Linked DNA regions of Mus musculus: region 2 is linked to region 1. A link is a loop called in an ENCODE intact Hi-C map of the cell type or tissue named here. Cell type or tissue: left cerebral cortex. All regions are shown on one strand. Links, peaks and the distances in the headings refer to the core of each region. The heading gives the core; the rest is flanking DNA.

Evidence for each region. Peaks named below come from ENCODE experiments on the same cell type or tissue, not always from the same donor. Only the 100,000 strongest peaks of a DNase experiment are listed, where the experiment ranks them.
Region 2: it touches region 1 in a loop (2.5-fold over the local background); 8 of 42 quality-filtered maps call a loop at or near these places.

Annotation. Positions count from the first base shown.
Region 1 is chr7:110,052,112-110,068,105 of GRCm38, forward strand. Ipo7 (importin 7) reads left to right here. Exons shown (of 25, transcript NM_181517.5): 23 at 600-806; 24 at 1,889-2,005; 25 at 2,906-4,498. The coding sequence ends at 3,003. Zfp143 (zinc finger protein 143) reads left to right here and starts at 9,600. Exons shown (of 16, transcript NM_001374618.1): 1 at 9,600-9,664. In left cerebral cortex, for the core only: CTCF peaks have their summits at 7,213 (motif pointing left) and 8,855; DNase peaks (open chromatin) are centred at 7,216, 7,466, 8,279, 8,589 and 3 more places; H3K4me3 peaks cover 2,545 bases; H3K27ac peaks cover 2,964 bases.
Region 2 is chr7:109,907,697-109,923,690 of GRCm38, forward strand. It overlaps Dennd5a (DENN/MADD domain containing 5A), which reads right to left. Exons shown (of 23, transcript NM_021494.1): 6 at 13,498-13,815; 7 at 11,566-11,781; 8 at 10,898-11,132; 9 at 9,689-9,839; 10 at 8,515-8,608; 11 at 7,025-7,156; 12 at 4,219-4,371; 13 at 635-719. Among named protein-coding and RNA genes, the nearest start is that of Dennd5a, 45 kb to the right of the region's middle. In left cerebral cortex, for the core only: a CTCF peak has its summit at 7,848; no DNase peak of the experiment used is centred there.

The DNA of each region.
Region 1 (15,994 bases), core at 3,218-11,217:
GCTCTATGCTGGCCTGTACAGGCAGTGGACATTTATGGTGCACTTATACATACCAAACTACAATGAAGGGAATGGGATAGTGTACGGAATATTTTGCTTGTAATAGAATGTACAGTAGCAATGTAAATTGATTGAATTTGATAACAATAATTGTTCTCACCAAATATATACCTCGCAACTTGTTCTCTTTTCTCTCTGGGTTTTTGGTTTTTCGAGACAGGGTTTCTCTGTATAGCCCTGGCTGTCCTGGAACTCACTCTGTAGACCAGGCTGGCCTCGAACTCAGAAATCCGCCTGCCTCTGCCTCCCAAGTGCTGGGATTAAAGGTGTGCGCCACCACCACCCGGCCTCTCTGGGTTTTTAAAGGTGGGTTTTCTATAAAGCTCTGTCTTGAAATGAACTATGTAGACCAACAACATTCTACTATTTTATTGCCCGTTGAATTTTAGTTAGGGTTCATGGACACCTGTGAGTGGTATTTTATTCCTGGAACTGTTCTTTCTTTTTCCCAATATTTATAATTTACTAAGAGTTTTGAGTTAATTGTCACTTTGCTGAGTAGCAGAACATTTCATTGTCATGAACAACTTAATTGGCAGAAGAACTGGGGAGTGATGAAGATGATATTGATGAAGATGGACAAGAATATTTGGAGATCCTGGCTAAACAAGCTGGTGAGGATGGAGATGATGAAGATTGGGAAGAAGATGATGCTGAGGAGACTGCTCTGGAAGGCTATTCCACAATCATCGATGATGAAGACAACCCTGTTGATGAGTATCAAATCTTTAAAGCTATATTTCAAAGTAAGTCACTTTCATATAGATAGAGCCATTTAACTGAATAAATTTATTCTTGTGTCTGTCCCTTAGACAAGAAGTGAAGCAAAGTATTTGTTCGCTTTGAGGTATAGGAATTCTTTCCACCTATTTTGGAGAACGCAGCTTCCTATGTCTTTTCTTTGTAGCCCTGGCTATCCTTGAATTCACTCTGTAGACCAGGCTGGTCTTTAACGCAGATACCAGTAATTTTTTAACCCCCTCCCCAGTGTTGTGATGAAATGCATGTGTCAACATTTCCCTGGCAGTTTAGATTATTTTAATTGAAAAAATAATTAAAAACAAAATCCTGTTAACCATGCCATTGTGTGCACACAGGGGTCAGAGGACTCAGTCCTTCCCTACCGCCTAGGTTCTGGGAATGAGGAACCCAGGGCCCTGCAGGAGCAACAGCCACTGACTTTCTCTCTCCATTATCACACGCTCCTCCATTATCAAGGATCCTTTTTCCCTCTTTCTCTCTCCCTCCCTCTCTTTTTTGAGATAGGATCTTCTATATTTCAGCCTTGGCTTATTTTGTTAAATTGCTGAGGAGGACCCTCAACTTCTGGCTTTCGTGCTTCTTGCTCCCAAATTCTGGAATTATAGAATCACAGAACAAATGGCTTATGTAGCACAGGAGATCAAATCCTCAGAGCTTCATTCTAGACAACCAGCCCTTGAAAATTGATATATGCACATTCTTCATCTACATATAAGTTTTTATGTGCAATTTCTCCTATTAACCTATACTAACCCTATTTTTTATTGTGTTCTGTATTAGTTATTTGTAGATGTGTCTGTAATGGGTACCCACGTGTACCTATGGAGATTAGAGGACATACATAGGCCAATTTCTTAGAACTAAGAATGCCGTGAACCATACGATGTCTTCATTTTTATAGTCTAATATATATACTTATATGTATATATATAAATTGATGAGCCAGGCAATTGTGAATTATGCCTTTAATCGCAGTGGGGTGTCGGGATGGAAAGAAGCAGTTGGTTCTCTTTATTTCATTATTTATATAATGTTCTTTCTCTCCTTCTCCTGCTCCCCCATACAGCTATTCAAAATCGCAATCCTGTATGGTATCAGGCTTTGACTCACGGTCTTAATGAAGAGCAAAGGAAACAGTTACAGGACATAGCAACTCTAGCTGATCAAAGAAGAGCAGCCCATGGTATGTTAGTGAGCCATACTATCTCTAATGAGATTAATGACTTTAGAGCTTTAAAATTATTTAAAGGGATTTAACATTACCTAAACATATGTGGGCTTGTGGTCTAAGCACTGAATTGTAGTATGAAGTTTTTTGGACTTACCACTTTTCTTACAAATATTAGAATCATAGACATTTCATCTTTAAACATTTCATTATGCATTTAAAAATGTATCCTTATATAATATGCAGCCTGACCATTTTCTGGAACTATCTATATCCAACCTGCCATTTGAAATAAGGATCAAGCATATCATTCTAATGTATTTTAGATTTTAGTTTTAGGTGCATTTTTTTTTGTGATGGGTTAGTTTTATAGAGTTTATTTATGTGAGTACACTGTAGCTGTCCTCAGACACACAGAAGAGGGCATTCCATCCCATTACAGATGGTTGTTATCCACCATGTAGTTGCTGAGAATTGAGCTCAGGCTTTATGGAAGAGCAGTCATTGCTCTTAACTGCTGAGCCATCTCCAGCCCTTGATTTATTTGCATTATGAAAAGTAAAGTCAGCCGGGCATGGTGGCGTACACCTTTAATCCCAGCACTTGGGAGGCAGAGGCAGGCAGATTTCTGAGTTCGAGGACAGCCTGGTCTACAAAGTGAGCTCCAGGACAGCCAGGGCTATACAGAGAAGCCCTGTCTCAAAAAAAAAAAAACCAAACAAACAAACAAAAAAAAGTAAAGTCTTTTTTGCCTTTAAACATTAAATCAAAATTGGCTAAGAACTCTGTATATACATCTTAGGGAGTGTATGTGTCAGTTAAACTCTCCTTGTAAATGTATTGTCAGTTTTTTCCACAGAAGTTGATGATCAGTTGACCATTAATGTTTCACCCCCCCCCCCTTTTTTTTTCTAGAGTCCAAAATGATTGAAAAGCATGGAGGATACAAATTCAGTGCACCAGTTGTGCCAAGTTCTTTCAATTTTGGAGGCCCAGCACCGGGGATGAATTGAGTTTCCACTTTCTTTCCTGCTGTGTGAGTGTAGTGAAGAGCTTGTGTTCCTCCTAGTAGTGGTTCCAGATCCGGTTCATGTTAACTACTAACTGATCAATAGAAGGACAGAAACCCCAGGAGGTGGGAGCTGATCATGTAACCTGGCACTGGACGAGAAACTAGAGGGATTTGGGGAGGGGTTAACTTGGGGGGCTATTTTCTTTATTTTTTGAAGAAAGTAAGATCCTGACTCTGAAGCTTCAAGAGACACTGTGGAAATCTGAAATGAGGGGATGTCATGAAGGCAGCTTTTCTTTTTCTGAGGAAAAAAATAGGCATGGGCTACAGGACTATTTAAAATGTCTCATTTACAGTATAAAGTTCAAAGGTAGATGTAATTTTTACACCTCTAAGTATTTGTCCTATTTCTGTCTGTTCCTTACCATTGGGTATCCTTTATATGTAAATATGATAAGGTAATCGATAGCCTTATTCGGTCTTTATCATTTTCATTCACCAGATTGTTCCTATGTAGATTGGACATTTATTGTAGCACTACATAACTGATTTTAAAATCTGTAAATGAATTAGCACTTTCATATTGAAACAAGCCTGCTAGCCTATGTATAAAAGCAAAACTGTTTGCTGTTTATAAAAAGGGATGTAATGGGGTGGGGGGCAGGGGTAATTTCAGGTTTAATTATTAATTTAAAAATGAACTAGCAATTTTGTATCTGGTGACTTTGTGGTGCACTCACCTCTGGTAGTGACTTGAATTCGGTATGTAAAAAGGGGTTAGTGATGTTTCATTGCTGCTAAAAATGGCAACTCTCTCTGTGTCCTTTTTTGTTCCTAAAGCTCTCAGTGTACAAGTGGACATTTGGATACAAGACCTTATGTAACAAACAGAGGTGATATCTGAAGCATGTAAATTGGATATAAAATTCTACTCTTAAAGAGTTGATCTAGAGTATGGCTAAACATCTATATATGCAATCTATTAAAAGAACTTAATTCGGCAATTATGTCTTGATCTGATTGCAATTTATTCCTAATTAATCCTTACCCCCATTAACCTGTTTTTATCTTGTACCAGATAGAGTGCAAAATGTATTTATAAGATTAATACCTGCCCATTCCCCTCTCCTCATTTCTCCTCCCCTGTCTTGATTATGGTATCTTATCCTAACTCTGAAGACTGAAGGCACATGGTTCCCTCTAAAAACCACTATTGATACCACTGCAGAAATAAGCCAGCAACAACAGGGCAGCGGGGTGGGCTTCTCCCCTCTCTTCCTAAATGCATGTTCAAAGATGAGACCTTATTGATCTTAAACATCTGTCAGATGAGTCATACATTGGATTATTTTTTATATACATGTATACACAATATTTCAAATTGAAAGCAACATCTCAGTGGATTCAAAACTACTACATACTGTTGTCTAAAACAAAATTTATAATTGTACAAATGAAATGCACATATTGATATTTAAAATGCATAATTAAGAAAACCCTTTGTGTTGTGTTTTTCTTGTGTACTAAGCCCTGATGCTGGCACTGTTTAGCTTTCCATTTTGCCTCTGGAGGAATCAAAGTATTTCTCAATACTAAAATGTTTGCAAAAGGAAAGCAATCTCTAATTGTGTGGGTGCAAATTGTTAACCAAGTGTGCTTCTACTCCTGTCTCATAGTTACGACACCAAGTGTATACCCTAGGTTGCTTAAGGGAATGTCACTATTCTATAAAATCAGTACAATAAAAATGGAGTTAGGAATTTATATTCAACATTGTGTGAAGGGGTGCATAATGTAATTAACATTATTGTCTTCCTTTACATTTCTGTACCTAATCAATTTTTTTTTAATTTTTAAACTTCACTAATATTTAAATTAATCCAATTTTCACATTGTTACTAGAAAACCATATATCAAAAAAGGTTTAAGTTGGTTTTAAACACAATGAAAATTATCATTTACAGAGGTTATATATTTTTCAAGTTAGAATTGGTAGTTTTAGTTAGAATCAATAGTTACAATATAGCAGGCAAATCAAAATTTTCTTCTTACACTTAACCTGGAATTTTTATCTGAGTTCTTTTCACACATCTAAATTTTACCAAAGGGTTCAGGGGATCTTATTCAGTCTTCAGGAATTAGATGGTTAGCTGTGAGATGTGTATGGTGAGAATTGAACCTGGGACTCAAGCTATCTCTCCAGACCCAGAACAGGTTATTTTTTTGGTTTTGGTTCTGTTTTTGGCTTTTGGTTTGGTTTTGGTTTTTCTGTACAGCCCTGGCTGTCCTGGAACTCAGAAATCCCCCTGACTCTGCCTCCCGAGTGCTGGGATTAAAGGCATGCGCCTCCACACCCGGTCCAGAACAGTTTCTTAAATTGAACAACAAATAGTATTTCCCAGAGGTCTATTAGAGCTAGGTTGTAACTTTAACTAACTAAAGTGATTCTATATAAGTCTCCCTGTATTTGAGTGCCATATGATATTTGGGCAAATGACTAAATTATACAGTCTTAATATTAAATAAGTCCGCCATGATAAAAAAAAAAGTGTTATTTCAAGGTCTTTAGCAGCTATTTGGTCATAAAAGGCCAGAACTTACTATAGCACCATGCCTGTTAAGAAGTGACTGGCTAGCCGTGTGTTGTGGCACATGCCTTCAATCCCAGCACTTGGGAGGCAGAGGCATTTCTGAGTTTGAGGCCAGCCTTGTCTACAGAGTGAGTTCCAGGACAGCCAGGGCTACACAGAGAAACCCTGTCTCAAAAAAAAAAAAAAAAAAAAAAAAAAGTGACTGGCTTCAATAGCTAGTCTTGCTATACTGGAACTTTGTGGGTCAAGTTGCCAACATAGAGACCCTTTACCTCACAAGCAAAGATGTGCACTCCTTTTATTTTTAATTGATTCAAGTTGCCAAATGTAGATCTGCTAATGCTACAGTATTTTCTTAGGGTTTTACGCTGTGAACAGACACCACAACCAAGGCAGCTGATGACAACATAGCAGCATCCAGGTAGGATGGTGCCCGAAGTGCTGTGTAAAAGTTGCTTAGCAGAATACTGGCTTCCAGGGAGCACTTAATCCAACAAGGCCTTCTGATAGTTCTACTCTCTGGGCTAAGCATATATCTATCACAAGTGTATTCCAAGTTGATCTACATGTAATCCAGATAGAATCTTTTTTTCACACCTACCAAGGAATTGACAAGGTTATTCTGTTTGAGCATATAAAGAGGGACCAAAATGATGCCACGCTCCCACACACACCCAAAAAAAGAAAACAAAAAACCCTTCAACATGCCTTTAGTCCCCTCCTTCACAGGTAGTTGAATGCCTTAGGAGCCAGCTGGGTCTACAGAATGAATTCTACAATAGCCAGGGCTATGCATCAGAGAAGCCATGTCTCAAAAGAAAAGCCAATCAAAAATAACAGTAGTGATCCCTGTGGTACTATTTCAGCCAATGAGCTGAGAAAGAAACCCTACATTAATGTGATCATTAATAGAGAATAAATGGCCCTGATAGAGCAATTAACTTAAAAGGCCTAGGCCTCTCAGCTCATGTATTATCCCAAAATGACCTAGGTGGACCAAAGATTGCTAAGCAGTGTCTTGATTTTAGGATAAACAATGTAGAATCTGAAAAATTAGACTAGCTTTACATATTCACTGGGTTGTAGTTATGTGACTTTAGCTGCTTGTAGCAAGAAGTCATTTTAAAAAGTGTTATGCCTTAATAAGTCCTTAAAATTGTAATTCCAGTGTCAAGAGTGCTTTCATAGCCTGAATTAGGCTGGATTTGAGTCCAAACATTAGCCCTGAAAAGCAATCAAGAAAATCTAGCAAATCACAAAACTGATGGGCTGGTATCCACAAGTAGTGGAAGGCTCTTAGTACCACCCTAACCTTACCAAAACAATCTTAAAAACAGATGTGCCTAGCATATCAGTGTTCTACATATTCATGCTTTCAAAGCTCACAAAGAATTAGAGACATTTGTGATGTTAAAACGGTTACTATATATAGAATATATAAAATCACAACACCTAACAGCTTGAGTACCCTGAGGTATAGGATTTACTAAACTTAAAAATGATTTAATGTTTTGATCATAAAATGCCATCTGTGGTTGGAGAAATAACAGTGGTTACAGAGATCCTGAATTCAATAACCAGCAACCACATGGTGGTAATAGGATCTGATGCCCTCTTCTGGCATGCTGTATATATACAGTATATACAGTTAGAGCACTGAAGCATTAAATAAAATCTTTTTTAAAATTCCAGTGTCATGCCCTAATTTTTTTTTCGTTCATTCATTTTATTTTATTGAGTGCATGGTGGAAGGGGGGAGGGAGGGAGGATCTTTCCCATGCTGGGTAAGATCTATGCCTTGGGAAGGAAGGCAGGCAAACGGGTTAGTGCTAGTGCATAGTCCATGGTGGTGCTTTATCCAAAAGACTTTGGTTGTGGCCTCCCATTTTATTCTCAAAGGGCAGTCTGGGAACCCTCTTGCAGAAGGCAGGAGGAACTGGCCGACCTCCTTATCTGTCTCACGACGGTCTAAACTCAGCTCACCCAGCTCACGTTCCTTATTAGTGGGTGAACAATCCAACGCTTGGTGAATTCTGCTTAACGATAGGAAGAGCCGACATCGAAGGATCAAAAAGCCGCCACAAGCCAGTTATCCCTGTGGTAACTTTTCTGACATCTCCTGCTACATTGTTCCAACATGCCAGAGGCTGTTCACCTTGGAGACCCATATTCTAATTTTTAAGGGTCCAAGTGTTTTGTGTCCTTGAGGATTAAACCCATGAACAAGATGGTGGTGGCATTTGCACTAGGAATGTTTAACCATTGTTCATAACAATATTCATACTGGCCGGGCAGTGCTTGCGCACGCCTTTAATCCCAGCACTCAGGAGGCAGAGGTAGGCGGATTTCTGAGTTCAAGGCCAGCCTGGTCTACAGAGTGAGTTCCAGGACAGCCAGGGCTACAGAGAAACCCCATCTGGAAAAAAAAGCAAAAAATAATAATACTGTTCAGAACCAGAGATGGTGGCACATGCCTATCTATAATCCCATTACTGGCCATGTGGAGGTAGAAAGGTCCAAGAGTACCAAAACAAAGTAGTGGTGTCATGTACCTTTCTTGCCAGGGTTTGATAGGAGTTGTGGGTGGATTAGGTCAAGATCATGTCATCAATTGCCCTCTACATAGCAAATACAAGGCCAGACAGCCACACTCTCAAAAACCATAAAAGGATGTATATTCTAAGTCCTGAGATCCTTCAAATGACATTTGAGTACCGATTATGTAACTATGCCCTGGTTAGATTAATATTTTAAAATTGTGATTTATTGGGCCTTATGTGGCATAGGCTATACAGCCTACTCTTAGCACTTAGGGATATACTCTCCGGTTAAATTCATAGCCTACTGAACTATACTGCAAACTAAAGTCTCAGATGGGGTGAGGGCAAGAGAAGGTAATACTGTAGGTTCCGACTAGATTTAGTTACAAACTCAAGTTTCTCCCGGCTATTTTTCGACTTCATCAATGACATCACCTGAAATGCAAGTGACTGACGGCTAATGCTGGTCAACCTCCTCATCTTATTGGAATATACACCTGGTACTGCGGCTACTGCACTCTTATCTGAAATGCCTTGTATTGGAAATGGCTTAAGGGTTGGGCCGAGAGGATTAAAAAAAAAAAAAAACGTACCACATGCCACAACTAATGTCTCAATAGGTTAAAGAGCCCAACAGATGCTTTCTTCATCCTTCAGTTTCACAAAACAGGGAAAGCGCATGCAAAGGACCCGAGCGACCACAAGTCCACGGACACACTAAGAGCATTCGCTTTGCCTCCCAGCGGAAGCTCGGCTCCGCCGGGATCTCCGCAGAAGCAGAAAGCTCAACCTCCCATGGCATGGTCATGCCCGGAGATTGGGGAAGGGCAGGCAGGTTCCGAACCCAGTCTCCGGCATCAGCTGCGCTAGGCACAGAGACCCAAAGCGAAGGCCTCGGCCGACTCCGAGAGCCCCTAGGGAGCGCGTGGGAGGTTCGGGCCGCCCTCCTGCCTTCCTCTAACCTTCCAATGAAATAACACTCGGCAATAGAAAGGCAAGGCCCATCCGGCCTCCGATACACGCTCCGGCAGGGCCACCGGGAGCTCCATGGGTTCCACATTAGCCCTGTAGGGAAAATGGCGCCCATCACCCTATTTCCCTCCCGGGCAATCAAAAGGACGAACCTCCCTCCCTTGCTACAAAATGGCGCCTCCCGCTGGGGCCCCAGAATCGGCATAATTCACTCGTCCGTGGGGCGGAGTGGTCCGCGATGAGCAGTTTCGCCATCCAGTCAGGCACAGAAGCTTTGATTCCGTACCTGGCGCCAGCCACTCATGAGCGGGTAGGAAGGTCAGGCAACAATGACGCAGGTGAGGTGGGCGTAGTTAGTGGCGGTTTCCTGCCCGTCAGCTAAATCTAGACCAATCGAGAGCAAGAGTCTTCCAGTGAGTGACGTAAAGACAGCCCAATGGAGGGTAGGGGCGGGACTCAGAATTGCTATGCGGGTTGCGGGGCTTGGGGGCCGGGCGGCTGTTTCCTGTCCTGGTGCATGGTGGTCGGACGAAGGAATTGTTGGAAAATTTTCTCGGAGGTTCGTATATAAATGTGTTTTTACCCAGTGTGCATTATTCTCCGCCCGGCCGCCGCCCTCAGTGCGGCGGCGCGGGCCCACTCGGGCCCCGGCTCTCCCTCCAGCTGCTTATGCTGGTCCTCAGGCCTGGCCGATCCTACGGCCGCCTTCGTAGCGCAGCCCGGGCAGAATCGGAGTTTATTAATAACCCGAGGCCGCCACTCTAGGGCGGCGGAGCCTTTCCCTCTGAGGACGCCACCCCACCCCCCTTCACCCAGCGCCCCGCCTGTCCCCTTAGGGGGCCGCTGAGGGGAGGGAGAGCAGGAGGGGAGGGTGGAGCTCTCGGGAGCCGGGAGGCTCAGCTCGACCTGACCTTCGCGCGGAGCGAGTCCCTGGGCGCTCGCTCGGTGTGGAAGCCGGTCGGACTGGGCCTCCGGGCCTCGGTTCTCAGCAGGCCCCAGCAGGGGCGCGGGGCCCGCGGCTGGGGACACGCCTGCATATCGCCCCCGGGTTTCTTCCTATTCTGATCGTAGGCACATTTATTCGTTTTCACAATTTTTTTCTTCAAAAGTCTGTGAGGCCTAACATCGAATATTCAAAAATAGTCTCTTGGAATGTTTTATAATGGGACTTTCGTTCACTCATTTTTTACTTTCTCCCTTTCATTAAACGATGTTTCAATAAGTAGAAATGAATACCACTGCCCATCTGTTTGTTTAGAATCAAGTTCTGCCTTCCCTTTTGAAATATTCAAATCATCTGGCATATTCCGTTGGGAATGTGAGAAATTGCACGTTTCAGATTGTGTTCAGTTTGGTCCTAAATTTTACTAGGAAAGATGCGTTCAGCCCTATTCGGCAAAAACTTGTGTAACATTTTAACACTTTCTTCATTCTAAGTATATAGTAAATTCATTGTGAAATGTAAAGATCACAAAACAATAAGCATAAATCTTACCCTGACATTTTGAGTATTTGGAGATGAGTCAATCGACTCTACAAATACTCTTCCCCTTTGTTTATTTTGGTTTGTTTTATCTGGGCATGGTGTCTCTGTCTATAATTCCAGCAATCGGAGTCTGAGGCAAGAGGATTTCAAGACTACTCTTTATTACAGATTTACAGCTAGCTACACACTGAGTTCCTGATCTCAAGTATACTAATAACAGCTTTTTGATAGAATATACACACGTTCAAATTCACCTAAAATAGTCCAAACTAAGTCTGGTAGTTCAACTTTGAAATCTAAGCTATCAAGGCAAAAATAGGAGAAATTTCAAATTCAAGGCCTGCCTCCACTACAGATTGAGTTTATGGCCAACCTGAGTTACCTAGGAGTAAGGCCCTATCCTACGAGAAGAGCAGGTTGAGGATATAGCGAGTGGGGGAATGCTTACCTACCAGGTACAAGGCCTTAAATTCGGGCCTAAAGACTGCAAATTAACTCACCATGCTAATGTATACCTATACATACTTGGGAGTAGAGACAGGAAGATCAGTTCAGAGTCATTTTTGGCTGTGTACTTAATTGGAGGCCAGCAGTCAGTCACACTGGAGGTTGTCTCAGGAATGGGAAAAATAAGCCTATAGAGCTAGTACATGCCTTTATAATCCCAGCACTCTGGAGGCAGGTGAATCTACAGATGGAATTTCTAGATAGCCAGGCAGGAATACACAGAAAAACCTTGTCTCATAATGAAAACAAACAAACAAACAACTAAACAAGAAAATACTTGGCCTGGTGCCCAGGGAGGCCAGAAGAAGGGGTCAGGTCCCCTGGAACTGGAGTTATAGTGATTGATTGTGAGCCATCATGTTGGTGCTGGGAACCAAACCCAGGTCATCTAGAATAGCAACCAGTGATTTTTAACCACAGAGCCATCTCTCCAGCTACCTAAATTTACATTTTTTTTTTCATTTTCTTGGTGTGTTTGTGCCATAGTGTATGTACAGAGTTCAGAGGACAACTAGCTGAAGTGCGTTGTCTCTTTCCACCATGTGGGGCTCAGGGAGTTAAGTCTTGTTGTTGTTTTGTTTTGTTTTGTTTTGTTGAGACAGGGTTTCTCTGTGTAGTCATGGCTGTCTTGGAACTCACTCTGTAGACCAGAGCTGGCTGGCCTCGAACTCAGAAATCCGCCTGCCTCTGCCTTTCGAGTGCTGGAATTAAAGGCGTGTGCCACCACGCCCTGCTCAGGGAGTTGAGTCTTAGCAGGCTTGGCAGGAAGCACCTTTACTCATAAGTCATTGTCTGGATCCTCTAGACAGGGTTTCTGTCTCAGGTGTAATGCCCTAATGGAGCTGTGTTCACAGCCGGGGCCGGGCGCCCACCTGTAATCCCAGCACATGGGTAATAGAATGATGATTGCTAGAGGTTCAAGGCCAGTCTGGGTTTCATAATTTCTAATTTCTTCATGCCTTTGTAATGTTCATTTATTTTTATTTACTTATTATTTTGAAGGACGGTACCTCTGTTTAGTCCTCACTGTCCTGCTTTGTAGACCAGGCTGGGCTTGAGCTCACTGAGATCCTCCTGCCTCTGCCTCCCAAGTGCTGGGATTATGCCGCCTTTGCCAGTTCTTCCTAGTCCTCTGTTTTGTTCCGTTCTGTTTGAGGCAGGGTTGTGTTATGTCGTCCAGGCTGTTCTTAAACTTAGCTACTTGTCTCACAGTCCTCGTCTCACCCCACACAAGGGCATCTATATTACCATAGACATCCTATTGAGAATGAGTGGCAGCATCTCTTGTGGGTTTTGTTTGCACTTCTCTGATTGCTAGTGAAATGAATCACTTGTTGTGCATTTGTCTGTTTATTTTTTGTCAATCTTTGGAGAAATGTTTGTATCTTTTCCCTATTTAAAAGTGTGTCCACACCCTGGTGGTGGTGGCCCACGCCTGTAATCCCAGCACTCTCGAGGCAGAGGCAGGCGGATTTCTGAGTTCGAGGCCAGCCTGGTCTACAGAGTGAGTTCCAGGACAGCCAGGGCTACACAGAGAAACCCTGTCTCGAAAAACCAAAAGAAGGAAGGAAGGAAGGAAGGAAGGAAGGAAGGAAGGAAGGAAGGAAGGAAGGAAGGAAGGAAGGAAGGAAAGAAAGAAAGAAAGAAAGAAAGAAAGAAAGAAAGAAAGAAAGAAAGAAAGAAAGAAAGAAAGAAAAGCGTGTCCACACATATGTGCAAGAGTGTGAGAGAGGGGGGAGGGAGAACAAGTTTGGGTGTTCCTGTGTCAAAGGACAAGTTGTGGAAGTCAGTTTCTCCTTCTACCATGTGGGACCCAGGAATTGAAATAAGTTTTTTAGTCTTGGCTATAGCTCAGTGGTAAAGCACTTATTCTATATTGGAACTTCTGCAGGGGGTAGGATGGGATATTAAAATTTTAGTCCCTGTACATTTATCTCTTACTCCTTCCTATTCCTGGGGGATACTATTTGAATTTATATAGCATGCTTGCTTTGTTATTACATACAGTTTTTAAAACCTGGGTGTTTCATACCAGGAATACTTTTACACCCTTTGCTTTTTTTCTTAACTACACATCTTGGACACATATCTTACTGTTTTATATCTCTTTTTACTGCTGACTGAGGTCAAAGCCAGGGTCTTGTAGGTAATAACCAGGAGCTATAGAGTTGAGCTGTGTCTGTCTTCATGATTCATTTGTGGGCAGGATATTTAACGTCTTCTTAATGGGTTTTTACATTGCTGAGGTTCTTGTGCTTGCTCACAACCCCTAGAATGTTTTTACAGACTATTTAAAAAGCTTCCCCCCTGAGTTGATAGAGTGTTTGTCTAGCATGCATGAAGCCCTGGTTTCATCTAGCAGTGAATAAACCCTGTGTGGCGTTTCATACCTGTAATCCCTGCACTGAAGTAGAGGCAGGAGAGCCAGAAATGCAGTCAAGGTCATTCTTGTCTGTAGAACAAGTTCAAGACCAGCATAGGCTCTATGAGGTACTGTCTTTAAAATCATGGGGCCGGTCAGAAGAATTGATTCTCTTCTTCTACCATATGGGTCCCAGGAGTTAATGGGTTGTCTGGTTGGATGGCAGGCATCCAATAAGCCATTGCTGGTCCTAAATGATTATTTTTAAAAAGAAAACAATATGTGTCTAGTATATAATAAGAAAAATGCTGCCAGGCAGTGGTGGTGCTCACCTTTAATCCCAGCACTTGGGAGGCAGAGACAGACAGATTTCTGAGTTCAAGGCCAGCCTGGTCTACAGAGTTGAGTTTCAGGACAGCCAGGGTTATACAGAGAAACTAAAAAGCAAAATTGCTTATAAGGAAAAGAATTTGTCTTCTTTAGTGCCAGGGACTAAGCCCAGTATGGTGTATGTGATGGCTTTATATACTCAGCCCAGGAAGTGGTACTGTGAGAAGGTGTGGCCCTGTTGGAGTAGGTGTGTCACTGTGTCACTGTGGGGTGGGCTTTAAGACCCTCATCCTAGCTGCCTGAAAGGGAATGTTCTCCTAGCAGCCTTCAGAACTCTCGAACTCCTTCTGTACCATGCCTGCCTGGATGCTGCCATGTTCCTGCCTTGATGATAATGAAGTGAACCTCTCAACCTATAAGCCAGCCCCAATTAAATGTCCTTATAAGACTTGCCTTGGTCATAGTGTCTGTTCACAGCCGAAAAACCCTAACTAAGACAGTGTGCATATTAAGCATTAGTCACCTGAAATTTATACCCTCAGCTTGTCATTGGTTCAAACAGTATCAACCCACCCTATAATTTTTTTATTAAGATTTATTTATTATTATATATAAGTACACTGTAGCTGTCTTCAGATGCACCGGAAGTGGGTGTCAGATCTCATTACCGGTAGTTGTGAGCCACCATGTGGTTGCTGGGATTTGAACTCAGGACCTTCGGAAGAGCAGTCAGTGCACTTAACTGCTGAGCCATCTCTCCAGCCCTGTTTTATTTTTTCTGAAATAAGAGTTTCTCTGTGTAGCCCTGGCTATTCTGGAGCTCTCTCTGTACACTAGGCTGGCCTCGAACTCACAGAGATCTGCATGCCTCTGCCTACTAAATTCTAGGATTAAAGGCATATACTATCATGCCTGGCCAAGATTTTTATATTTGTGTATGTTTAGCCTGGCCAGGATTTTATATTTGTATATGTTTAGTTAGGATTTTACTGCTGAGTACAGACATCATGGCCAAGGTAAGTCTTAGAAAGGACAATATTTAATTGGGGCTGGCTTACTTGTTCAGAGGTTCAGTCCATTATCATCAAGGTGAGAGCATGGCAACATCCAGGCAGGCATGGTGCAGGCAGAGCTGAGAGTTCCACATCTTCATCTGAAGGCTTCTAGTGGAAGACTGACTTCTAGGTAACTAGGACTAGGGTATTATAGCCCATGTCCACAGTGACACACCTACTCCATCAAGGCCACACCTCCTAATAGTGCCACTCCCTGGGCCAAGCATATACAAACCATCATATTCCACTCCCTGACCCCCATAGGCTTCTTGAAATATATGAGTCTATGGGGGCCATACCTGTAATCCCCAAAGCAAGACAGGAAACCAGCTGGGCAAACTCCAAACTCTGCATCTCCAAGTCTAGTCAAAGCAGTCTTCAGATCTCCAGCTCCTTTTTCATCTTTGTTGAAAGTAACAAACTTCTTTCTCCTGGGCTGGTTCCACTCCCTATTAGCAGCATTCTTCAGCAAATATCCTATGGCTCTGGCATCTCAAAAATCTTAGGATCTTCAAGGCAACTTCAGTGTTACAGCTTCTTGTTCCAATGTCTGGGATCCACACATGATCTTCTGGACTCTTCCAAAGGGCTAGCGTCACTTCTCCAGCTCTGCACTCTGTATCAGTCTAAGGTCAGGTTGATCCACTCCACTTCTGTCACTGTTCTTGGTGATCATCCCATGGTACTGGCATCCTCAATATACTGAGGTCTTCCACTGCAACTAGGCATCACCAATAGCCTCTCATAGGCTCTCTTCATGGTGCCAAGCCTCAAATCCTTTGCATGATCCCTTCAGTCCTGGGCCATCAACTGCAACTGAGACTGTACCTTCACCAATGGCCTTCCATAGCCTCTCACACTGCTTAGCTGTTCTTCATGACCTCTTCATGCCTTCCAAATAGCCTGGGTGATTCTTACACATTACCAAATACAGCTGCAGCACGAGGTACAACCTTGGCTATGTAAGTACACTGTCATCATCTTCATGCACCAGAAGAGGGCATCAGATTCCATTACAGGTGGTTGTGAGCCACCATGTGGTTGCTGGGAATTGAATTCAGGACCTCTGGAAGTGCAGTCAGTGCTCTTAACAGCTGAGCCATTTCTCCAGCCCCATCCTGGTCTCTTTAATCACCACCAATTTCTTAG
Region 2 (15,994 bases), core at 3,870-11,869, 140 kb before region 1:
GGCTGCTTACTTTTATTAATCAAAAGGGTCCAGAAACAGATAATGAGAACATCATTGTGATGCAGGTGATGCTGTTTCAGCAAGCTGTGTGTGTGTGTGTGTGTGTGTGTGTGTGTGTGTGTGTGTGTGTGTGTTTTTACACACACCCATGGAGACCAGAAGTTGGATTCTCTGGAGCCTGAGTTACACATAGTTGTGATCTATCCAACATGGAGCTTGGAACAGAACTATGGGTCTCTGGAAGAACAATGAGCACTTTTTTATATAAAAAGATTTTATTCATGTCTACTAGTGCCTTGCCTGCATGTATGTGCACTGTATTTATGCCTGGCAAAAAGAGGGTGTTGGGTTCCCTGGAGCTGTTAGCTACCATATGGGTGCTGGGAACCGAACCTAGGTCCTCTGGAAGAGTAGCAAGTGCTCTTAACCACTGAGCCATCTCTCTCCAACCCCACAACAAACACACTTAGCACTAAGCTGAGATCTCTCCAGCCCAGTGGCTTTATTTTTTTAAAACAGAAAACACTGTAAGTAAAAGCTTCAGTGGCCTGGACACAGGAATCGTAACGATCACTGTAGAGAGGGACAGGAAAGTGAGCTGAAACAGTCTACACAAGTGCACAAACTGCCTTACCTGAGGTACTAAGGCTTCCTGATGTGAGTTTTCTCTGCCGGTTTTCCTGATAATGTAACAGATGGGACCACAAAGCTGATTTCCCCTGAAAGCAATGGGAGGGAGAAACAACTACTAATGATGTTCAACATGCAAAGAACAATTTTTTTGTAAAAATACTAGCAAGAACCACTTTTTGCTAGAATTGCTGTTTTAATTCCCCCCAATACACACAATGGGCATACATACATCATCTACTAAAACCCAGGAGAGACAGAAGGAAGATAACCAAAGCTGAAATAATTTCCAACCAGCATACAAAGGAGCTAAAATGGGGTGTGTGTTCAAAGGGGTGTAAAAGACAACCTTGAAATACTCTACTGGACAAGGTCATATCCTGTCCACCCTAAACCCACACACACACACACACACACACACACACACACACACACCTAGCCTGTCAAGAGTCTGTGTAACAGTGTCTAAATTCCCTATTACATTTAAAGGCATCTTCATCTTGCCCTTAGTTGCAGGCTGGGATAAATAAACCAAGCTGGCCTCAAACTCACAGAGATCCTCCTGCCTCTGCCTCTGCCTCTGCCCCTGCCTCCTAAGTGCTGGATTAAACTATGCCCAGTTCCAATCTTTTTTTTTTTTTAAGGTCAATGTACTGGCTAGTTTTATGTCAACTTGACACAGGCTGGAGTTATCACAGAGAAAGGAGCTTCAGTTGGGGAAATGCTTCCACGAGATCCAGCTGTAAGGCATTTTCTCAATTAGTGATTAAGGGGGGAGGTCCCCTTGTGGTTGGGACCCTCTCTGGGCTGGTAGTCTTGGTTCTATAAGAGAGCAGGCTGAGCAAGCCAGGGGAAGCAAGCCAGTAAAGAACATCCCTCCATGGTCTCTGCATCAGCTCCTGCTTCCTGACCTGCTTGAGTTCCAGTCCTGACTTCCTTCAGTGATGAACAGCAATGTGGAAGTGTAAGCTGAATAAACCCTTTCCTCCCCAACTTGCTTCTTGGTCATGATGTTTTTTGTTTTGTTTTTTTTATTACATATTTTCCTCAATTACATTTCCAATGCTAGCCCAAAAGTCCTCCATGCCCTCCCCCCCCACTCCCCTACCCACCCACTCCCCTACCCACCCATTCCCACTTTTTGGCCTGGCATTCCCCTGTACTGGGGCATATAAAGTTTGCGTGTCCAATGGGCCTCTCTTTCCAGGTCATGATGTTTTGTCCAGGAATAGAAACCTTGACTAAGACAGTCAGTATCTCTCAATGGCCTGTACTTCATCAAATACCTGCTATCCAAAGTGAGCCCCAGGGATCTACTGGTCTCCTCCTCCCTGACAGTGAGATTACAAACACTCACCACTATTAGCTTTCCTTATGTAAGCTCTAGAGACAGGACTCTCAGGTCCTCATGCTTGTAGAGCAAGCATTTTACCAATTGAGCTATCTCCCCAGCCCCTATAACTATCACAGGTGACAAATATTTCATATTCATGATTGAGTTCCTATGTAGTTGATAAAAATTCAGTATATATTATGTTAGCAACATAACTTATAAATAATCTTACAAAGTGAGTGTTATATTTAATGAAAATAATGATAGATGCTATCATATCTCAGTGCTTGCTAATAATAAAGCACCATGTTAAATCTCTAAAATAAAGCATCTTAGTGCTGGGGATATGGCTCAGTTGGCAGAGTGCTTGCCTAGCAGGTGCCAAGGGTAGTAGTCCATGCCGATAATTTCAACACTCCAGAGGTAGACGCAGAAGGATCAGAGAGTTAAGGACAGCAATGGCTACAGAAAGACCCTGTCTCAAAAAGAAAATAAAAATGAAGGACACCTGAGGTCTGCATATGTGCATGTGCATGCACACACACACAAACACACACACACAAGCACACATGAGTCGTGACACTTTGAAGGATGATTATAAAGGAAACCAGTTTGAGGGTGACCAACTGACCTGTCATTAAGGGGCAGATTGCTCCCTTAACTCAGACTCCCAGATGTTATTTGAACTTGTGCCTTGGCAAAAAGGAAAACTAGCTATGTGTCAGCAGTTACAACTTTGGCTCTCCAGATGCCAGGGTTCTAGTGTGTTTACTTATAGTTTATCTCATCCTCATAGTTGCATATAGCCTGCCTTCTTGTAGTGTGGAACTCTATCTTTAGTGGTAAATCAACATAGTAATGGGTTATACAGTGAGTTCAAGGCCATTCTACTAAAGATAGCTTAGTGGGTAAAGGAGCTTGCCACTGGAGTCCAATCTTTGTGTTCCAAGGAGCAGAAACAGAGAAAGGAGTCCTGCAAGTTGTTTGCTGACCTTTTCCCCCAACTTTTCTCTCTCTCTCACACACACACAAAATAAATTAATAAAAAAAAATTTAGGGCCAGGTATAGTGGTGCACATCTTTAATCCCAGCAATCTTAGGCAGAAGCAGTTGGATCTCTGAGATTGAAGCCAGCCTGCTCTACAGAGCTCAGAGTTCCAGGATAGCCAAGGCTGTCTTAAGAAACCCTGTCTCAAACAAACAAGAACAAAAAAGAACAAACAACAATAACAAAAAAAGAAAATTAGATCCAATGGTAGAGTGTTTGCTTAGCATACATGAAACCCTGGATTTAATTTACAGCACTGCACTAACCATGTCTGTAATAGTACTTAGACGGTGAAAGGTAGCAGGACCAGGAGTTCAAGGTCACCCTTGAACACATGGACTACACAGTGGCCTGGGCTACATGAGACCTTGCTTCAGAACAGAACATGAGAATAAAAGATGGCGGCTATGACTATCACTGAAAAGCACGTCACTGGAACAAGGAGATTCTTGGAGTTCTATGTGGCAAGGACCAAACACTCTGCTTCTCTCAGATCTTCAGATGACCAGCCGTCACTGAGAGCCTCCTTCCTTTCTTCTGGCCTTGAACTCAGAAATCCACCTGCCTCTGTCTCCCAAGTGCTGGGCTTAAAGGCGTGCGCCACCACCGCCCGGCAAGAGCCTCATTTCTAATAGGACTGTAATTAATGAGGTCTGTTACTCCCTCAACTCAGTTCTCTCTCTGTTCTACTTCCAAACACAGGCCAACAGTAGAGGACCAACCAAGCTGATCTGCAACTTACTCCCAAGAAAGATGCCATTTTGTTTGTTTGATCTTGTTTTTCAAGACAGGGGTTCTCTGTTTAGCCCTAACTGTCCTAGAACTATCTCTGTAGACTAGGGTGTCCTTGAACTCACAGACCCACCTGTTCTTGCCTCAGTGCTGGGACTAAAGGTGTGAGGCACCGCCTCCTAGAAAAAGGTGCCACTTTCAAAGGTTTAAAAAACATAGATGTATAAACTTTATTTATAAGAAAAAAAAAGCTGAACTCACATTCGCTTAGCTGTTGATACCCTACCCCATATATCAGATATTTACATCATAATTCATAACAGTAGCAAAATTATAGTTATGAGGTAGTAATGAAAAAATTTATAGTTGAGGGTCACCACCACATGAGGAACTGTGTAAAGAGTCACAGCATTGGGGAGGTTGAGAACCACTGGCATCCCAGACTAGAAGTGAAACCAAAGGCTAGACCCATTACCTGCTTCACTTGTAGCCCATGGCTCCAGATCCTCTCCAGAAGGTCACAGAGGCTGGCAATCAAAGTGTTCTCTTCCACACCGGTGATGTTCACCTCCCCATGCCCCAGCTCCACGGCCTCTCGACCCATCTTCTCTACCAGCATCCTCTTGGTCTAGAAATGGATAAGTAGGACAGATCACCACAGTGAGTAGAACCACACTGCTGCAGAGAGCTGTGGCAGTCTGCATGGCACATGTGCTGGGCTAAGAAGGATGAGATGAAGAAGCCCAGGGACAGTGTATAGTCATGTGGGCCAGGTGATAGGGAACGCAAGCTTTCAAAGCTCAGTTAAGGAGGCGAAAACACAGCTATCAGCAAGTGATCCTAGCAAGAGATTTCATTACTCTGGATCCAAATCTTTGCCTTTATGAGGTGAAAAGAGTTGAATAAAAGCCTTTGCTCATGCCCACCTTGGCTATTCCCCCATTCTCATGGCTTAAATAAATGCACTGGACAGACCTTCAAGCACATGTAACCTAGAAATAAATCTAAAATAACTCTCAAAGAGGAAAGAACTTATTGAGAATAATTTCAGGTAAAAATCTACAAATGCTTATTACAAATATGTAACAACATCAATGCCAAGATGACTGAGGAACATGAAAACTTTCAAGAAATGTATCAATAGTGGTTTTAATAGCAGGAAAGGTAACGCTATAGGAGAAAGTCGCAAGTGACTTAGAATGAACTCTCAGTTTAAAAATTAAACTAGGGGGCTGGGAAAAAACAGCCCAGGGTTTAGACACTGGACTGCTCCTGTAAAGAGGGCTTGGGTTCAGTCCCAGAATTGGGTGGCTCACAATAGCCAGTAACTCAAGCTCCAGGAGACCTGATACCCTCTCTGGCCTCTGAGTGTACTTGCAGGCAGGCAAACACAGTCAGAGATACACACACACACACACACACACACACACACACACACACACACACATATTTAAAACACAAAATCTTGGGACTGCAAAGATGGCTGGCTCAGTGGGTGAGAACACTTGTTGCTCTTTCAAAAGACCCAGGTTTGATTCCCACCACACACATGGAGGCTCATCACTTCTTTAGGCACCAGGCACACATGTAATGCACAGATTACATGCAGACAAAATACTCTTACATACTAAAATAAACCTTAAAATATTAATAAATAATAAAATCTTAAAATTGAACAAATCTGAAATTTAAAATATCAATTCTCATAGAATAATCTAGGGTGGTTTTTTTGTGTTTGAAACAGGGTCTAACTCTATATACAGACCAGATTAAAGCCTATCTTGTTACAAGGTCAAAATAAGTTGATTCCTGTCTTCTATAAAACTTGGATTTGACCATGTCTTGACCATTTTCTGGAATTTGACATGTTCCACACCTCCACTCTGCTGAGATGAGATGTTCTGGCAAATAATTTTGAAAGGTTCTGCCAAGTTTCTATGTGACCAAAACTCTTGAAACCTAGCCCTAGCCTTGGAGTTTGGAGTTAATATAAACCTCATCCTTTCCTGTGTTCGATGCTATTCTCTTGAACCCCACTTTGGGTAGACAGTCTTATCTGAGAGAAAATCAAGTTTGCTTAATTTGATCAAAGAATCCTACCCCACCGCCCAAAAAAATAACAGTCTATACAGAAAACCATCAAAGAGAGCTCTAAAAAACTGTGCTAAGGATGCTGAGGTGTAGCTCTCCACCACCGGAGGCTTCTGGTGGGGGAGTGCATGGAATAGGACTATTTTCTTTAAGGGGCTGTTACTGGGAGTTTGACCATACTCAAGGGAGTATACGGGCAACATAAATTGGGCTCCTCCTCCTCCTCTTCCTCCTTCTCTTCTGCCTGTTCCTCCTCCTTCCTCCTGCTCTTTCTTCCTTCCTTCCTCTTCCTCTTCTTCTCTTGCTTTTTTGGGGACAAAGTGACAAGTATGAGAAGGCAGACCATGTTCTGCCTGGGCTGTTCCTACTTCAACTGGCCAGTCCTCATGGCCATGCTCTCAGGATCCATCTCCCCACGGCATCTTCTTCCTTCTCCTTCTCCCTCTCCTGTGGCCCCAGCCCAAGCTTCTTAAAGTATGAATTTCTTCCAATTTCACTCATAACTCTCAGGATGCAGCAGAGAACAAATCAGCTGAGTTGTCCTAAATATTATGATATTCTGACTTGTATGAAGACTTTTTCTTAGAAATTACATTTAAAATTTAAATATTAAAAACTAATCTTTCTATCCAGACAGTGGTGGCACACTGAGTTCCATGCCAGCCTGGTCCACAAAGCATCAATGTTTGCCTGCATGTGTGTCTGTGTGAGGGGTCAGATTCCCTAGAAAGGGAGTTACAGACAGCACTGAGCTGCCATGTGGGTGCTGGGAATAGAACCTGGGTCCTCTGGAAGAGCATCCAGTGTTCTTAACCACTGAGCCATCTCTCCAGCCCCACAAACCATTACTAGATATGAAAAGCAATTACTGTTAGATTACAACAGAGAAGCAAAAGCATTTCCACATATGCAAAACACTGAAATTAATAAGGCAACGAGTTTTTAAGGTTAGCATTATCCCATTATGTAAGGCATGAGGCAGACAGATGGCATGGCAAACTGATGATCTGAGCTCCATCATCAGACCCCACATGAAGACAGAAGAGACCTGGCTTACAAAGCTGTCCTGACCTCCCTCTCCCCATCCCTACCCTCACACTTTTTAAATAAAATAAGGAGTGGTCCGAGCCAAGCAATGATCTTCTTTTTGCTGCCAAGGGAAACAGCAGCACTGAGTACCCACAGCTCACCTTGTTTCGACATTCCTTCAGCAGGCCTTCTACAAACTTCCAGTTGGTCTGGGCAATGACTGATGGAGAGAGGTTGGACAGTTTGGGCTGACGGATGGTACTGCCCATATTCCTGGCTTCCTGGATGTACTTCTACATTAAACAGAAAAACCAAAGAGCTTTTATGTCCATGGACAGAAACCATAGCAACCAACTGGTGGGCTCCCAAGGAGGACATTGTACCCCACACCTTCTTTGCTTGCCTATGCCTGGGCTCAAATATATATGGAAGCAGAAAATTTAAGTGTAATTCTTGTACTAAAGGGGAAAATCAAAATACTACAATTTCTGGTTTTATTGACATGAGTATAATAAACTACCTTTGATTTAAAGACATGAGAGGCATTTATACAAACATTTGCATATGACACACACATAGCCAAATGTTTGACGTTATAACATGATGCTTACACTTAGGAACCCGGCATGGAGTTACAAACTGTAATATGTAAACAAACAAACGATGGCTTGAGTCCATTTACTGTCGTATGTTGGGCAGGTTTATTTGCAGGTCTCCTAGAGCACATGTAGCTAGGAATGCACAGCTTAGACATGCCTGCTACCTTTCCTAAGAACTGCCTTAGTCGTCATGTCTCTTCAGCACAACACAACAGTAACTAGGTAACCATCCCCCTCCTTATCCACATAAAGAAAAAAATAAGCTAAGTTCTTTTCTAATGCTGCCATAAAACCCTGACAAAAGCAACTCAAGGCAGATTCAGGTAGAAAGGGTTTCCTTGGGCTCACAGCTGCAGATACAGTTTATCATACCAGGGAGCACAGCAGTGGGCACTGGAGGGAGCTGATGCCATCTGCAATCAGCAGAGAGGATGCAGCATGCTGGTTCTCAGTTTGTTCTCTCTACTCTTACACAATTCAGCACTAACTGCCCAGGGAACTGTGCAACCAAGAGCAAGAGAATCTTCCCAAGTCAATTAAGGTAACCAAGACAGTCCCACCCAGACACACTCACAGGCCAGCCTAATCTGGACACCCCCACACACACACTAGGATTCCTCCCAGGTGATTCCGAATTGTGTCAAGTCGGCACTGAAAACTAAATATCACAATCACCTGAGATACAAAGAAGTCCAGGAAAAAGTTCTCTGTCCTCAGAGTAAGAGTCACAGCCCCGACCCCAGCTTACTTTCCTCCTTTCTATTTTAACAAAATTAGTTCCTTTCCTACTGTGCCACAAACAAAAAAAAAAAAAGCCCCAATTTTAAAGGCATTTATTTCTCCAAGTTTCAGACTGGCATCTTCTGAAATTCCTATCAAGTAACAGAACATACAGGATCATCTGGCTGGCTGTCATGAAAAACACTGTGCTCTCTAGAATGACACAGGGAGAGGTCACTGCTGGGGCAACTTACTAAATGCTAAGAGAGTGACAGACAGGGTGAGTGCAGCATGACAGAAGGGGCCTCCTTGCCATTCCTAAGGCGTCTTACCTCTCTCTGGTCATTGTCTAAGCGCAAGTGTTCTGTGTGCTGCTTCTGCCGGTCTTTCCGCCTCCACTGTGCAGGGGCATTCCTTTTTGTCCACCTGACAATATCAAAAGAGGCCATTAAGAATATTCACTACTCTGTGAGTTCTAAGTTCAACCTGGTATACACATTGAGAGAGACCCTGTCTCAAAAAATAAAAAGACAGCCATAATTCCAGCAATCACAAGGCAGAGGCAGGCAGATTCCTGAGTTCGATGCCTGCCTGGTCTACAAATCAAGTTCCAGGACATATATAGAGAAACCATGTCTTGAGATAGAGGCAAAGAGAGAGAGAGAGAAACAGAGAGAGAGAGAGAGAGAGAGATCCACTAAGACCAACTAACAAGAAAAAACTCCAGTGTCTAGGCAGCTAATGGTGAGCACAGGAAGCCACAGAGGCAATGCAAAGGCTGTGGGGTGAGCAGCTAAAAAAAATCAGTGAGAGAACAAAAGAGAAGGCCTCCCAAAGTGAGCCGTTCATTTGTCTCCAATTAGCTACCAAAGCTCCACATTCATTTGTCTCCAATTAACTACCAAAGCTCCACATGCAGATACAAAGCTGTCTGGGGAAAAAAACAACCATCCTGACCTTCAGTCAGGGCCAGTTATTCCCAACACCTCTGTTTAAGGACATAAAGCTAGATAGCTGTCTGTTAGATGGGGTTCACATAGGTCATTTTAACCCATCGGCTGCCTGGCTGCTTGCAAGTCCCGGGAATATCCAATTTGTAAGAGTTACCCAATGTGTACAGTGTAGACAAAAGCTGACAAGACACCCTGACACCTACATAGTTTAGGTCTTATCCATACTTGTTTCTTAAATTCTTTAAATACTGAGATGGCTTCAGTGGTTAAGAGCACCAGCCTTTCATCCAGAGGACCTAAGTTCAATTCTAGGTACTCACATGGCGGCTCACAACCATCTGCCATTCCAGCTCAAGATCTTTGTCCTCTTCTGGCCTCCAGCCATACAAGTGGTACACAGGCATGGATGCAGACAAAATACTCGTGCACACAAAATAATAAAACACTAAGAAAACCCCCGAGGTCTTCCGTGTACACCAACGCTAGCTTAGACTCTGGCTGTCAGTGACAACAGTGCCTGATGATCATTGGGGAATCTCTACGGTTCACTTACTTGTTGCTGGCTGGCCCGGTGCAAAGCACATCAGACTGCAGCTTAGGGAAAAAGCCAGGTTCATATTTTCCTTGTCCAATTTTCATGTCAAGAAGATGTGGGTGAACTGCAGTATGGTCAATTTTTGCCAGACGTAGTTCAATTGCTTTTTCTGAGATTCAAAATAAAAAATTCAAGTCAACCTTTTTTTTTTTTTAAGAAATAACTCCTCTTTCACTTCTAACCAAGATAGAGTAAAAAGACTGATTTTTTTTTTTTACCCTCTTGTCTGAAATATACACTAACAGGAAAACATCCTGTCCATTGGGCAGTGAAGGACAGGAGTCCCTAAGAATTAGAAATAGATGAAGTAATTCTTACAAATGTCTCAGCTAACTGCCCTGGGGCACATACAGAAGAAGCCTAGACTGGGTCTAGAGCAGTTCCAAAGGCTGGGGATTCAAGATCAGTGACAAGAAGCCTGCTCTAGTGTATCTGCAGTGAGAGCTCTGGTGCTTGGGGAACAAAGTGCACAGTTGACACCATGACACCTCTTCTTCTGAAAAAGCCTTTAAAGAGGGGGCTGGTTAGCTCTTCATTCCATAGCTTAAACCCTATATTCCAGTAGACCTATGACACTACATCTTCTGATAACAGGCAAGAGTAACTCAATCATGCTGCAGATTCAATACATGAATTACAGACGGGCTGAGAACTGACTGCTCACTCTTACACAGATAGGAGAGCCTCGGGTGGCCAGATCTCTAGCCTCACTGTCCTCAGCTGTTCCAATGCGGCCATTTTCAAGTGTAATACACTTTATGGGGAATGAAAAGGATGGGGAATCCTGATTTTAAAAGTGACTTTGAGAGACAGGAGTTCAAGGCCAGACTGGCTTAAATAGCAGTTCTAGGCCAGTCAAGAGAGACTCTTGCCTCAAAACCAGTTTCCAGACCAAAAGAAAAAAACAAAAAAACTGAGGAAGAAGGCAAAGCATGGTGCTGCACACCTTCAGTCTCTGTGGTAAGGCAGAGGCGGGTGGGGCTCTACGAGTGTGGGTGCCAGGACAGCCAGGGCATAGAGACCCTGCCATAAATAAATAAATAAATAAATAGGAAGAACACTGCAGGCCATGGATAACATACTCAAAGGCAAACCATGAGGAAAGCATACATGTTGAGGAAAGGGGACATGTTACCAATGAGGTCCCAGTGGCCAAGGAGGCCTCACCTGCTTCATCCACAGTGGTACACTTCTGGTACATAGATGTCCTAAGAGTAGGTGTTCGAACATTCAACAGTCTGATCTTGTCTACCCTTGAGTCAAAGACCCGGAGGACAGGGTCTTTATCATCATCATCATGACACATGATCTTGTTATCAATAAAAGATGCAAACATCTGGGTCTCTAGGAATCTTGAGAGGAAGGGCAGGTAGGGCTCAGGCTGATCTGACAGGAAGGATGCCTAGTGGAACCAAAGAGAAGCAGTCAACAACAGAGAAGAGAATAGAGCAGCCCTGACCATCACAGGCAACACCCCCAAGAGCTGAAGTGTGACAAATCTTCTCTGAAGCATCCTACGTCCTTATGAAAAGCCAATTACAACCCTCCTCCCCTTTGTTAACACTCATAAAAGTTCAATTTCCCAAAAATCTGACACAGCTAGCCCAGACATTCAACTACATATACACCTCTGCCTAGAGAAAGAGTCCTTTTAAAGACCACAGAGCAAAACAAAACCAAAACAAGGGGAAGGGGCACCAGCTAGAGGTAAATCACCTAACCGTAATCATCTGTATGCCTGCCTCTCTACTTGACTTTTCTAGTGATGTCATATGCAGTCACTTCTTCAAGCTGCAAGGTGTCTCATGTGCACCTGCCCGCAGGGTCTCACTTACTTTATCAAAGTTCTGCATCTGTTCCCTGTTGGTGAACCAGGACTCCTTATCCTGGCTGGGCTGGATGACAAACACTTCATAATCGGCAAACATCTGAGTAAAGCGATTGGCAAAGACTTCCCGGATTTGAATGTTTAGCTGGTAAATCCTGAGCTCTTCTTCATCACATTGAACTTTGAAATCTTTATTGCTACTGGGATCTTCACGAACTTCCAGCTTTAAAAAAAGCAGGAGGGTCAGGTGAAGATATGAACAATTATACTTTTATGCCAAGAAATAAATTCATCTGATTTTTTCCCTATTGGTCTTAGCAGCAAATGGTGAGAAGGTGAGAACTAAAGTAAAAATGGGAAGAAATATAAAGGGAGGGAGTCTAGAAGTTAAAGAGATTTGGCTTAGCAGTTGACTCTTGCCTGGCAACCAGGTAGGAAGTAAAGGGAAGAGGAAAAGGAGAGATTCTGAGATGGAGAAAAGAGGAGGTCGACCCGAAGGCAGGCATCCAACAACAAGCTAAGTGGAGATGCAGTCGTGGTAAACTGAGTGCAATCCAGCCAAGGAACAAAAGGAGCAAACTTCCCCAACAAGGAGAGGCCTGGGCCGAGCTCTGGCTCTGGCCTGCTCCAGGTGTTACCTTTCTTTGGGTTTTCTTTACAGACCGGGGATTACTTTTCTTACCTTTCAAGGCTTGTTCTTTTTAAAAAAGAGATACATTTTTAATCTTCCTAAATATTTCTCTATTCAACTGGTAAAAAAAATTTTTATTCTGCTGTACTTTATAGAAGAGAAACGAAATAGCTGACCCCTAAAAAAGGAAGTCCCACAAAATCATGACATCAACCTAACATTCATATTTACCTAACCAAAGGTGTTCAGCAATGAGAATGGGGAAGGTAAAGGCATGGGCAGAAAGCACAGAAAGCTTAATATCACCAAATCCAGAAACTGGAAAGCCAGGTGTAGCCCTGGACGGAGTTCAGCACTGCAGGATCTGGTTTAAGCTGCAGCTGGGCTCTAGACTAGGCTCTGAATCTTGGGTCACAGGGCAATGGATATGAAAGGTCCTCAGTTCTTCCCATTCACTCTGCAGAATTTCACACAGATGGCAACAGGCTCTCCCGGACCTGCACAAGAAGCCACCCAGACTTAAGACTTAGATCAAGTGCCGGGCGTGGTGGCGCACACCTTTAATCCCAGCACTCGAGAGGCAGAGGCAGTCTGAGTTCGAGGCCAGCCTGGTCTACAAAGTGAGTTCCAGGACAGCCAGGGCTATACAGAGAAACCCTGTCTCGAAAAACCAAAAAAAAAAAAAAAGAAAAGAAAAGAAAAAAAAAGAAAAACCAAAAATAAAAAATAAAAAATAAATAAATAAATAAATAAATAAAAGACTTAGGGGCTGGTGAGATGGCTCAGTGGTTCAGAGCGCCGACTGCTCTTCCAAAGGTCCTGAGTTCAAATCCCAGCAACCACATGGTGGCTCACAACCATCCGTAATGAAATCTGATCCCATCTTCTGGAGTGTCTGAAGACAGCTACAGTGTACTTACATTAAATAGATAGATAGATAGATAGATAGATAAATATCTTAAGAAAAAAAACTTAGATCAAGTGACAACTGCTAGAAGAGCTGCTTGTGCTCAGTCTCCCACTTGGTCCATCCCTTCACTGCTCACAGATGTGCACTATCGGCTGGGCGGTGGTGACACCTTTAATCCTAGCACTTGGGAGGCAGAGGCAGGCTCTTAAGTTCAAGACCAGTCTGGTCTACACAGAGAAACCTGACTAGAAAAACTTAAAAAAAAAAAAGTATCTGGGTCTTTTCTCATCCTCAGCGCAGCTTCCACAGGCACTCTAACACAGCACTCGAACACAGCACTCGAACACAGCACTCTAACACAGATCCAATCTGTCACAAACTTAGTTCCAACATCTTACTTTTTCCAAACTCACTCCAGTCCTCTTGACCAAAGCTTGCAACCGAGCAATAGTTTCATTTTCCTTGAGGAGCTCATAGGAGTGCAAAGGGGAGCCCGCAATGTTCCCGTTCCTCTTGTCAGACACAAGCTCAGAAGCTCGGATCCTCTTCAGCTTTGAGGCGCTTTCGCTGCAATGGAGGTTCCCTTCAGGGGGAACGCCAAAGGCCATGAGGATCTCAGAGACCTCCTGGACAAACTCCAGTTTGTTGGGAAATTGAGGCAAGTCCTCTGGCAACTCAATGAAGTGGTTGTCAACATCCACAAAGCAGAGGTTAGCCTGGAAATGAAAACAGGAGGTGTAAACAAGTGGAGCCCAGAGAGAGAGGTTTTAGAAAGGACAAGGGGTGATCAACTGACAGATGTGAGGTGCGGAGTAAAGATGGGGCAGGCAACGAGACAGTCCCTCCACCCAAGCTCCCTCCTGCTTTCTAAAATAAAACCTTAGAAACATGGCTCTTTCCCCAGAATTAAATGCTAGGGGAAATAGCTAAAAGTACTTGTGAAACCAAGATGGCAGTGGCATTCAAAAGCTTCACAAATCAATGGATTCCGGTTCGTGAGAAGTGTCAAAGTCTGGCATCAGTGCTGAGCACTTGTGTTCACCCCTTCTAGGCTTCACTCCTAATTCTCAAGATTTGACTGTTACGGGCTGGAGAGATGGCTCAGCGGTTAAGAGAACTGACTGCTCTTCCGAAGGTCCTGAGTTCAAATCCCAGCAACCACATGGTGGCTCACAACCATCCATAATGAGATCTGACGCCCTCTTCTGGTGTGTCTGAGGACAGCTACAGTGAACTTACATATAGCAATAAATAAATCTTAAAAAAAAAAAAAAAAAAGATTTGACTGTTACAGTGCTTGCTCAGGCTCAGAAGTAGTCAGCACTCAGAGTAATGGCTGGACTTGTCACCATCCAGTCTTATTTTACAGATGAAACTGACTAAAGAAGATATGCATGGCTATAATCACAGTACTTGGGGAAACCGAGGCAGGAGAACCACTAAGAGTTTCAGGCTAGCATAGAGCTACAGAGTTCAGGCAGTCTTGGACTAACCTGAAAAGATAAACTTTAAAACAAAACAAGACAAAACACCCAGAGACAGGAGCCAGAGAAATGACTTAGCCGACAAAACCACTGGCAGCTCTCTGCCAGAGGACCCAAGTTCAGTTTCCAGCATCCACATGGCCTCTCCCAACTGTCTATAACTCCAGCTCCAGCAGACCCACTGTCCTCTTCTGCCTCCATGGACACCAGGCACAGAGACATACATATATATGTAGGTAAAAACCCATCCTTATTAATTAATTAATTAATTAATTTAAAAATGTGATACAGGCCAAGCATATGCCTACGATCACTACTTGATAACACTGGGATTTGAACCCAGTTTGACCCCAGTCATATGCTAAAACTGCTCACTATCACCTTGGCTTATATTTAGGTCTTGCTTGATCAATTTAATACTTTAAAATCCTTGTTCTTGTTAATTTTCTTGCACTATAAATTAGAAGATCATGCTTATTTTATTAATCTGTCCTTACAAGACATGTAGCATGGCCTTCACTCCAACAGATTACTAAAGGTTAAGAGTATGTCTCTCTCAGTTATATAAAAGAGATACCTGCTAGTATTGGTTTTGAGAATTATGATGTCAAATATTTCTATAGGACATTTACATGTGTTTGTGACTGAGTGTGTGTGCACGAACGAAATTAAAGACAATATTCAGGAGTAGGCTCTTTCTTTCCACCAGGTGGGTTCCAAGAATGTAACTCAGATTGTCAGGTTTGTTGGCAAACACCTTTACCAACTGAGCTGCCTCACTGCTCCCCCTCATTTAACTTTTAATCTATGTGAAACAGGTTTCCTTATAGCATCAGATAAGGGTCCTTCCTTCAGCAAGACATTGTTCCAATATGCCAAATGATGTCCCAGTGACACACAAGTTTAACCTTGTCTCAATAGCCTTTACGTTCTAAAAGAAGCAGGCAGAGGATAACATAAGCTCGCTAACACAGTCAATCCATAAAACTCATCTCCTACAGCTGCATTTTGAACGGACCCTGCATCGTTTATGCTGAGTGCATCAATCACCCTTCCAACCTGTGACGATAAAAGAAAGCTTTCCATCTCAAACATCCAAAAACTAAGAAGAACCACTTTAAACCTTACTTCTGAGTTCCTCCAACTAGATAATGTTGACTCTGCCTAATTAAAGGCCAACAAATATTTATAACCTAAAAATAGACTACTTTTTTTAACATTATTAATGCTCTTAGGCCAAGCCATCAAAAAAGAAAATCAAAACAAAATCAACTCATCTAGTCAAGGGTCCTTTACAAAGCTGACAAAATGAAAGGCACACATTTTCATCTCTTACCCCTTGGCTCATCTTTTAAAAAGAGGGTTGGGGGCAGTTTTTCCAACCAGAATCAGGAAAGCAACTAAAATATCT